Regions from separate parts of the Homo sapiens genome. Here regions 2 and 3 are each linked to region 1. The links are chromatin contacts, found by Hi-C or POLR2A ChIA-PET in ENCODE. All regions are on one chromosome and are shown on one strand. The core of a region is the stretch at or near the end of the contact, and the rest is flanking DNA. Distances in the headings are between cores, read along the strand shown.

Evidence for each region. A loop is a pair of places that touch in the nucleus more often than their neighbours do. ChIA-PET counts read pairs that join two places held with the same protein, here RNA polymerase II (POLR2A). Pooled maps may share reads with other maps.
Region 2: a map with no recorded cell type shows a loop between it and region 1 (6-fold over the local background). The contact joins the enhancer-like site here to the promoter of ISL2 in region 1. A Hi-C loop is called at or near these places in 1 of 37 single-sample maps with no recorded cell type and 2 of 50 pooled maps. POLR2A ChIA-PET finds 5 or more read pairs at or near these places in 2 of 52 experiments (IMR-90 and WTC11).
Region 3: a pooled map shows a loop between it and region 1 (4-fold over the local background). The contact joins the enhancer-like site here to the promoter of ISL2 in region 1. A Hi-C loop is called at or near these places in 1 of 37 single-sample maps with no recorded cell type and 4 of 50 pooled maps. POLR2A ChIA-PET finds 5 or more read pairs at or near these places in 1 of 52 experiments (OCI-LY7).

Annotation. Positions count from the first base shown.
Region 1 is chr15:76,335,282-76,338,525 of GRCh38, reverse strand. It overlaps ISL2 (ISL LIM homeobox 2), which reads right to left and starts at 1,753. Exons shown (of 6, transcript NM_145805.3): 1 at 1,585-1,753; 2 at 559-748; 3 at 12-274. The coding sequence starts at 1,642. RefSeq lists enhancers at 433-1,244, 1,670-1,719, 1,413-1,912, 1,724-2,018.
Region 2 is chr15:75,733,133-75,736,638 of GRCh38, reverse strand. It overlaps the pseudogene DNM1P35. Among named protein-coding and RNA genes, the nearest start is that of CIMAP1C, 11 kb to the right of the region's middle. RefSeq lists an enhancer at 164-684. Within about 2 kb of position 1,546, at least 3 of the 41 ENCODE cell types and tissues checked have a DNase peak (open chromatin) inside an H3K27ac peak, as active enhancers do.
Region 3 is chr15:77,177,931-77,181,310 of GRCh38, reverse strand. It overlaps PEAK1 (pseudopodium enriched atypical kinase 1), which reads left to right. Exons shown (of 10, transcript NM_001385026.1): 7 at 1-2,521. Among named protein-coding and RNA genes, the nearest start is that of LINC00597, 46 kb to the left of the region's middle. RefSeq lists an enhancer at 1,317-1,456. Within about 2 kb of position 1,455, at least 4 of the 41 ENCODE cell types and tissues checked have a DNase peak (open chromatin) inside an H3K27ac peak, as active enhancers do.

The DNA of each region.
Region 1 (3,244 bases), core at 504-3,003:
GGCGCGCTTACCGGGCAGATGCAGGCCGCGGGCGCCGGGAAGCGGGCCGGGGCTGCGCGGGCTGCCGGCCGCGGCGCGCTCGAGCAGGAGGCCGTGGTCGGCGCGGCAGAGCAGCTCGTGCTCCCGCAGCGAGAACTCGTCCCCAGGCAGCAGCTGGCGGCTGCACACGGAGCAGCGGAAGCACTCGATGTGGTACACGCTGTCCCGCGCCCTCATCACCAGGTCGCTGCTGCTGAAGCCCACCTGGCACTTGGCGCACTTGATGCCGAACAGCCTGCGGGCCCAAGGTGCGGCGGTGTCAGCGCTGGGCCTGCGGCCGCCCTCATCTCCCTGGCTGCTACGGCTCCGGCGCGCGCCCAGGACACTTTGTGGCCACCAGGAGACTGCGGTGACCCGCCTGCGGGCATTCCCGGGCCCGGGGGAGCGCTGCGGCACCCGTGCGGGATGCGGATGGCCTTCTCCCTGGGCAGGGCCGGGGCGCGCGGGCAGGCCGCCATCCCCAGTCCCGGCCCCGGCCCCTGCGCGCGGTGGCCCAGCCCGCGTTCCCGCCGGCCTCACCTGACATAGTCCCGCTTGCAGTAGGTCTTCCCGTCTCTCACGAAGCACGTGCACGTCTCGTCCAGGTACTGGCTGCACTCGGCACACTTGAGGCAGGCCGCGTGCCACTCGAGGTCGGGCGACACCCGCAGGATAAACTGGTCGTGGATCTGACTCCCGCAGCCCACGCACATGGCCGTCCCGGGCTTCTCTGCCGGGGAAGGGCGCGGGGCCGCGTCAGGCCTGACTGCCCGGACCCAGGCCGGCCTCGGCTACTCCAGCCCCAACCCAACCCGCTCGCTCTCTTGCTCTTTCTTTCAAGACTTGCGACCATAAGGAAAGATGATGAGCTCTCTAAAGGTCCAGGGCATTGGAAACGAAAAACCAGTATCTTGTGGATTGCTGAAGGTTTCTTCTGTCCCCCACCCCAAATATTTCGTTATTACATTCATTAATGACAGTCGTTTTGTCGACGTGTCTTGAAACTAAACGCAAACACGAAACTAAGAAGAGAGTAAATACACAGGCACTGCGGACGCCTGGATATCAACACCTAACGGTGCTGTCCTGGCATTTCCGCTCACACACTCCCACTCACAGCGGCTGCCTCCTATCCCAACACAGACACATCGTCTTTCGGCAGTCCCCGCTCATCCTCTCAGACATTTCTTAGTTTAAATATCCCAGAGCAAGCGAAAGAAAGCTTCCTAGCTTTGAAAAACCGAAAGGCAAACAAACAACAACCAAAAAAAAAAAAACCCACATCCCTAAATCAAACCTAATTGCCTTTGCGCAAAACAGAAGCAGATTTCGCAGCCCGAAGTCATCCTAGCCGGCTTGAGAAATAGTGTTTACTTATAAAATAAAACAACAGGATTCCCAAAGATAAGCAGTCCTGCAGGAGACATGCATTCGTTTTTCCTCTCCTAAACTATTCTGACAAATAGAAGCCACTTGTAGAATCCACTAAACATTTTTCTGCATTAGAAATTTTGCATATTAAGCATACACACACACCCCACCCCACACACACACAGAAATACTTACTCTTGGAATGATCACCCATAGCACCCAGAAAAGGATAATGAAAAATAATATCCACCATGCAGAAAAAGAGATGTGCGCAAAGTGTGCGGCCAGGGGCAGAAGGACGAGGGTCGCGCGCCCGGCCTCGGCTCTTTGCTAACTAACTCCTACTGCCCCGCGGAGTTGAAGGAGCGATTCCGCACCGGCCCGCACGCAGCATGACGTCAACACGCACTAGCCCCGGGCCGGAGCTGGGGGCGGGACCTGTGGCGTCACGAAGCTTCCCCAGAACTGCCGGGGATGCGGGGGAGGTGATGGGGATCCAGGGGCTGATGGGCGGGGTGGGTTGGGTTGGAGGCTGGGGGTGAAGGGAGATTGGCTGGGAGGAAGTGGGCCAACCCTGATTGGCCCGGAGTGAACAATGGAGTGCAGCCCCCCCACCTCCGAAACCTACAAGGATCCTCTCTCATGCCCCGGGCCTGGCAATCTGGACTGGACCTTGCGTCACCGCCGAGCTGGCTCCGCGGCCGTTACAACTCTGAGCTTCCTCTTGGACTTTCGGGGCGGTTTTCCCAGGCGCGCTGGAGCTGGGTGATGGATACCTGAGGGTGGAGATGGCTCTCCTTTAAGAGCTCCCTTCTTATATAAATTAAAAAAAAAAAAATTAAACCCACTCTCAGGACGAGAGAGCCGAGGACAAGGGGGATCCGTTTGGACGTGACCGTCATCGTCCAGCTGGTCACCTTTCTCCTCTCATGTGCCTTTGTTCTTCGGGTCCAAGCTAGAGAGAGTGTAGAGAATGACCACCTGGGTTCTGATAAACTCTATTTAGACTTTCCTATCCACACACACGTAGAAAACTTTAGATTGGGGCATTACGTGGGTTGAGCCAGAACCCAGATCCAAAAGCGCTCACCCGGGACTGGGACGGGTCCTGACTCCATCCTTGCTGCTGCTGCCGCTGCTGCTGCCCCTCCTCCCTCTCCTCCACCACCACCTCCTCCTCCTGCTCCACTTCCTTTTTTTTGTTGTTTTGTTTTGCTTTTAATTTGTTGCTGTTGTTGTTTTAAATGTAACATGGACTTCCCCGCCCCCTCATTTTTCCCCCATCCAAATGGCATAGCTCCTTTTAGGAACACTGCTGGGGTCGATTGCGTGTCCAACTTCCAAAATAAAAGATTTTTCTAAACTCTTGTCCTTCATTAACAAACCCACTGCAATGCAAATAATCAGAAACGAACGTAAGGCGCTGGGTAATTTACAGTGGTATCTGCGAGGCGGCGGCTCGTTGGTCCTGAGAAAATCTGAGAGCTCTGAGCACAGTCCAGGCATTCTTTCAAAGAAATCGCTGTGGGTTTTGTTTGAAAGGGTTCAAAGACCGGCCCATGAATTATAAATAACATTTATCCAACCATGGTGTCTGTTCTTGTTTTCCCATTAAAAGGAGTACCAAGAACTTGGTGTGCGCCTGGGTGGGGCGCGAGGTGAAACGCCTGCGGATAAAGTGTCTCCACCGCCATTCCAGACCCTGCCCAGACCTTCGGGCTTGTGGGCCTGAGGGCGCGGTCGCTACTGCCGTTCTACTAAGAGCATGAGGTTGGTTGGCGTCGAAACGGATGCAGCCGAGGGCGCAGGCCGAGGCTTTGCAGAAGGCTAGGGCGAGGCCCCGAGTGCACGCTAA
Region 2 (3,506 bases), core at 297-2,796, 600 kb after region 1:
TGACAGCTGGACATTAGCGAGCAAGCCCTGTCTCCATGAGCAGCACAGGTGGTCCTCTGAACACACCAGGCACAAGTGTGCAGGGAGCTGGTGCAAATGCCTCTGTGTGCAGGCGAGCTTCTGTGTTGTGACTCTGCCCACGTGTGTGGATCAGTGTGCTGAGTGGCTGCACACCCAGATCTGTGCTGCACGTGCCGGCCAGTGAGGGTGCTGGGCACTGCGAGGTGGCGGGGAAGGAGGCATGTTAGGGCACAGTCTCCTAAAGGGCTCTGTGAGTCCACATATGCTTCTGGAGGAAGGGGCCCTGCACACCACAGACAGGGAGTGTGCTTCCGTAAAAGGATCACTCAGCTGGGAGTCAGGCAGGCTGGCCACTAATCCCAGCGCTGTGTGACCTCAGGCAGGCCCTACACCTCTCTGGACCTTGGTTTCCTTGTCTGTAAAATGGAGGAAGGCTAGAATGGCTGGTAAATGCTCAGCTCTGTGAGCCATCTGAACCTGCTTTGTTTCACCAGTGAGGAATCACCCATAATGGGGGGAGACTAGAGCCACTCTAAACCTAAAGCAGGGTTAGATGGTACATGGAGCTGAGCATTTGCTATTTTAACTTTGTTTACTTTCATGGATATATTTCATGTGTATATTTTCACATATATGTGTATATGTATGTGTCTGAGCGTGTATGTGCATGGTATTTGACTAGTACATCAGACCCTGATTTCACAAATATGGCTAAAGACGAGGCTAAAACACACACTTAAATTTTAAAAGTAAGCTGATTTTTAAAAAACGCTAAGTAGAGTTCCAGTGGCATCTGAGTGTGGCAAAAGTCCTGATGAAAGGCGACAAATGGCTGCAGCCCTGGTCTGAGTGTCCCTATCCCCTTCCTGTCTAAGGGACAGTGGATTCGGGGCCCCGGCCTCCCTGGAATGAGAGATGCACAGACTGGGCCGTGATCTCCCACCGTGTCCTCACAGCCCCAAGACAGAATGCCATGCGGATTGGCAGGAGACCTCACTGTGGGGTTCTTGGAGCCAACCCTCCAGGCCATGTAGGGTCCAGCCCTACGGGACTTAGTGGGTGTTCTCCCCGTGTGCGGAGACGAGAGATTGTAATAAATAAAGACACAAGACAAAGAGATAAAGGGAAAACAGCTGGGCCCAGGGGACCACTACCATCAAGACGCGGAGACCGGTAGTGGCCCCAAACAGCTGCGCCCGCTGATATTTATTGCATGCAAGACAAGGGGGCAGGGTAAGGAGGGTGAATCTTCTAAGTGATTGACAAGGTGAAGCAAGTCACGTGATCACAGAACAGGGGGCCCTTCCCTCTTAGGTAGCCGAAGCAGGGAGAGAGAAGGCAGCATACGTCAGCGTTTTCTTCTATGCACTTATAAGAAAGATCAAAGACTTTAAGACTTTCACTATTCCTTCTACCACTGTCTACTACAAACTTCAAAGAGGAACCAGGAGTACAGGAGGAACATGAAAGTGGACAAGGAGCGTGACCATTGAAGCACAGCACCACAGGGAGGGGTTTAGGCCTCCGGATGACTGCGGGCAGGCCTGGATACTATCCAGCCTCCCACAAGAAGCTGGTGGAGCAGAGTGTTCCCTGACTCCTCCAAGGAAAGGGAGACTCCCTTTCGCGGTCTGCTAAGTAACGGGTGCCTTCCCAGACACTGGCGTTACCACTTGACCAAGGAGCCCTCAAGCGGACCTTATGCGGGCATGACAGGGCTCACCTCTTGCCTTCTACATCACTTCTCACAATGTCCCTTCAGCACCTGACCCTATACCCGCAGGTTATTCCTAGGTTATATTAGTAATTAAAAGCTAATGATTAATAATGTTTATAGTAATGATTGGTAATTGTCTATGATCATCTCTATATCTAATTTGTATTATGACTATTCTTATTCTAATTATTTTCTTTATTATATTGAAACAGTTTGTGCCTTCAGTCTCTTGCCCCAGCACCTGAGTAATCCTCCACCCACAGGGCCACAGGCCCCATGAGATCTCTGAGGCCACAGAGTGTGTCCACACACGTGACCTCCAGGGTGATTCGGGCCAGAGCACAGGAATGGCCCAGGCAGAGGTGGCCTGGGCGTGGGCAGAGATGGCTCGGGCTGGGCCTGAGGCATCCAGGGGCTCAGCATCGCATCTCCTCAGGGGGGCCATCTGAGACTGCTGGGCCAGTGAAGAGGCTTCTCCCGGGTACCCACCTGTCCTGTCCAAGAGAGAACAGCCAGCCCCACAGCCCCAAATGTCTCTGTCCTCCAAGAGGCCAGATGTGAATCACAGGAATTTACAGCCCAGCCTGGCATGGGATTTATGAGTCTGCCTCCAGCCAGGGCTGGTGGGGAGTGGCCACTGTCAGCCCCCCATTGCCGCTGATGGATGAGGCTGTTTCCTGTAAGACAAACTCCCTCTGTGGCAGGCAGTGGAGGGAGACACATCCAGGCCCTAGGGCCAACCCCATACCTGTCCCAGAGCCGGATCCCTCGTGCCCTCACAGTCCATGCCTCCCCTTGATCCCCAGCCCTACACAGTGACACGCAAGCAGGAGGTGCACCCAAGGGGCCCAGCTCTTAGCCAGAGCTCTGCCTCCCACACTGCCATCTGCACCCCCTCCCCATGACCTTTAAAACCTTTCCATCCCAGGGCCCAAGCCTTGGGACCAGCCCAAGATGGGATATACCACACTCAAAGCCAGAATGGATCTCTGAGGTAGCCCAGAACACACACACGCACGCACGCACGCATATATACACACACATGCATGCATGCACATACACAGTACACAGATGAGAAACCAGGGTCCAGAGAGGAATGGGCCTTGCCCAAAGTCACCCAGCAGCACAGTGGTGAAGCTGAGACCCCAGCCCACAAGCCCCCTGGACTGGTCATTTCAGTGTCCGGTCACAGTGGACTGTCATATGGCCACAGGGGTAGTTTTCACCTCCAAATGCAGGTGCCTCTCCAGAGAACAGACAGACCTGGGTTTGAGTCCATGCCCCACCACTCTGTGTGTAAAGGTCATAAACTCTCTGTGCCCGTTCCCTCACCTGAAAAATGGGGATCAAAATAACCCCAACTTACCAAGGTTCTTACGAGGTTCAAGTGAGAGGATGCAGGTAGAGCCGCAGGACAGAGTGGGCCCCTGGCACATGCTCCCTGAGTGGTAACAATGGTTCTCCACCATCTCTCGTGTCTCAAGGGGCCCCGCTGCCTGATTTGCTGCGGGCAGGAGGACAGTCATGGTTGGGTGGGGCAGGAGGAGCAAGGAGAGTTTGAGTGTGGGACTGCAGGGCAGGAGTGAGGCCACTTCCTACTGGAGGAGACCCTGGAAGTCTCCCTGGAGGTGGTGGCATCAAGCAGAGGATGTAGAACTCTGTTTCTCTTGCTCTGAAGCTGACTGGGGGCTTCTTGATTGCCACAGGGATGGAGGGAAGCACCCTACCCTGAAAGCCTAGCCCAAGCTTCTGCCCTGGATGACCTGAG
Region 3 (3,380 bases), core at 206-2,705, 840 kb before region 1:
GCAAGCATGTTATTCTGAGTGGGAGCACAGAAGTGATTAGTAATGAAGGGGGCCGGTTCTGTTACCCAGAGTTTTCCAGTGGCGAGGAGAGTGAAGAGGATGTACTTTTCAGTAACATGGAGGAGGAGCACGAGAGTTGGGATGAGAGTGATGAAGAGCTGTTGGCCATGGAGATTCGCATGAGAGGGCAACCTCGCTTTGCCAACTTCAGAGCAAACACATTGTCTCCTGTTCGATTCTTTGTGGACAAAAAATGGAATACCATCCCCCTGCGAAACAAGTCTCTGCAGAGAATCTGTGCTGTGGACTATGATGACAGCTATGATGAAATCCTGAATGGTTATGAGGAAAATTCTGTGGTCTCTTATGGACAAGGAAGCATTCAGAGCATGGTGTCATCTGACTCCACATCACCAGATTCTTCTTTAACAGAAGAATCACGTTCTGAGACAGCCAGTAGTTTATCCCAGAAGATTTGTAATGGGGGATTATCTCCTGGTAACCCAGGAGATTCTAAGGACATGAAGGAAATTGAGCCCAATTATGAAAGTCCCTCTAGTAATAATCAGGATAAAGATTCATCACAGGCTTCCAAAAGCTCAATAAAAGTTCCAGAGACCCACAAAGCAGTCCTTGCTCTCCGATTAGAAGAGAAAGATGGCAAGATTGCTGTACAAACTGAGAAGGAAGAAAGTAAAGCCTCTACAGATGTTGCTGGGCAAGCAGTAACCATAAACCTTGTCCCCACAGAAGAGCAAGCAAAACCTTACCGAGTTGTGAACCTGGAACAGCCATTGTGCAAGCCATATACTGTCGTGGATGTGTCAGCAGCCATGGCCAGTGAGCACCTCGAGGGCCCTGTTAACAGCCCCAAGACAAAAAGCTCATCCTCTACTCCAAACTCTCCAGTTACATCATCTTCATTGACACCAGGACAAATAAGTGCCCATTTCCAAAAATCCAGTGCAATTCGATACCAAGAAGTATGGACTTCTAGCACCAGTCCACGACAAAAGATACCTAAAGTAGAACTAATTACTAGTGGAACTGGACCAAATGTTCCTCCAAGGAAAAACTGTCACAAATCAGCACCTACATCACCCACAGCTACAAACATTTCCTCCAAAACCATCCCTGTTAAGTCACCTAATTTGTCTGAAATTAAATTTAATAGTTATAACAATGCTGGTATGCCACCTTTTCCAATTATCATTCATGACGAGCCAACTTATGCTCGGAGTTCCAAAAATGCTATCAAAGTTCCCATTGTTATCAATCCAAATGCATATGACAATCTAGCTATCTACAAAAGTTTTCTGGGAACAAGTGGAGAACTCTCAGTGAAGGAAAAAACCACAAGTGTAATAAGCCATACTTATGAAGAAATAGAAACAGAAAGCAAAGTGCCTGATAACACCACTAGCAAAACCACTGACTGTCTTCAAACTAAAGGGTTTTCAAACAGCACAGAGCATAAAAGGGGCTCAGTGGCTCAGAAGGTTCAAGAGTTTAACAACTGTCTCAACAGAGGTCAGTCTTCACCACAGAGAAGCTATAGTTCCAGCCACAGCTCCCCAGCAAAGATCCAGAGAGCCACTCAAGAGCCTGTGGCCAAAATAGAAGGCACTCAGGAGTCTCAGATGGTGGGCAGCAGCAGCACCAGAGAGAAAGCAAGCACAGTGCTTTCTCAGATTGTGGCTTCAATCCAACCCCCACAGTCTCCTCCAGAAACACCTCAATCTGGCCCTAAAGCTTGCAGTGTGGAAGAGCTTTATGCCATTCCTCCAGATGCTGATGTTGCTAAGAGCACACCTAAGAGTACGCCAGTCCGGCCCAAATCTCTCTTTACATCTCAGCCTAGTGGTGAGGCTGAAGCACCTCAGACCACAGACAGTCCTACCACCAAAGTACAGAAAGACCCATCCATAAAGCCAGTCACCCCCTCTCCCTCCAAATTAGTGACTAGCCCCCAAAGTGAGCCACCAGCTCCCTTTCCCCCGCCACGCTCTACTTCTTCTCCTTACCATGCAGGTAACCTTTTGCAGAGGCATTTCACCAACTGGACCAAGCCAACCAGCCCTACCAGGTCAACAGAAGCTGAATCAGTTTTGCACTCTGAAGGCAGCAGGCGGGCAGCTGATGCAAAACCTAAGCGCTGGATATCATTTAAAAGCTTCTTCCGCCGTCGGAAAACAGATGAGGAGGATGACAAAGAGAAAGAGCGAGAGAAAGGGAAACTGGTGGGCCTGGATGGCACAGTCATTCACATGCTGCCTCCTCCTCCAGTTCAGCGCCATCACTGGTTCACAGAGGCGAAAGGAGAGTCCAGTGAGAAACCAGCCATTGTCTTCATGTACAGGTGCGACCCTGCTCAAGGCCAGCTCAGTGTGGATCAGAGCAAGGCTAGGACAGACCAGGCAGCAGTCATGGAGAAGGGTAGAGCAGAGAATGCATTACTACAGGACTCAGAGAAGAAGAGGAGTCATTCTTCTCCATCACAGATTCCTAAAAAGATTCTCAGGTATGTAAAATAGACTGGAAGAATATGGGAATTTTTTAACACATTTTCAGGTGCTAAGTTTTTTATATCTTTTAAGATTGCATAAGAACCATTTCTGTTTGTAAGTAGCACTCTGTGGCCATCATCTATCTTTATAACTGCATTCCAAGATTAGAATAGTATTAAAGTGATCTTACTGCACTGAACAAGGTTTATAGCCCTGGATCTTTGGCTTAAGTAGCCTACTGCATTCTGGTGAATGCAGAGGAACTTTAGCATAGAAAAGCAAATCCATAACACCTTAATAGCAATAAATAATGTGTTGTTTTGGAATGTGATGGTAGTGTGAGGAAGAAACAGGATCAAATGAATAAATGGTGGTACTGTTCTTTCCCTCACTGTAAATGAAATAAAGCTCTTCCAGCAATTCTTTTTGTTTTTTATGAAGGTGTTATCTCTATATGCATTACTTATTTTAAGGGAATATTTGTTTTTTTATTGCTGTCTCTTTCTGTCCTCCTTCCAAGTGTTGTGGAAAAAAATGGAGGGTGGTAAGCAAGCAATTTATAGTTATTTAGCATGTGGGTGAAATAGGAGAAGTTGAGTATTGAGACTGAGACCCAGTAGTATAATATTCAGTTCAGCTAGACAGATTGCATACCCAAATCAGTTCTCTAGGCATTCATTTTCTTGAATACCTTAATAACTATTTATTGATCACCTATTCTGTGCAAGGTATATAATAAATATTTATCTCAAATCCTTATAAATTTGCTATATTCTTCAGATGAGGAAACTGAAAACCCGGGAAGTTAAGAATTGAACAGAGTCACAAAGCTAGTGCTTTTCAGAGCTGGAATTCAAACCTCGATCTCTCATT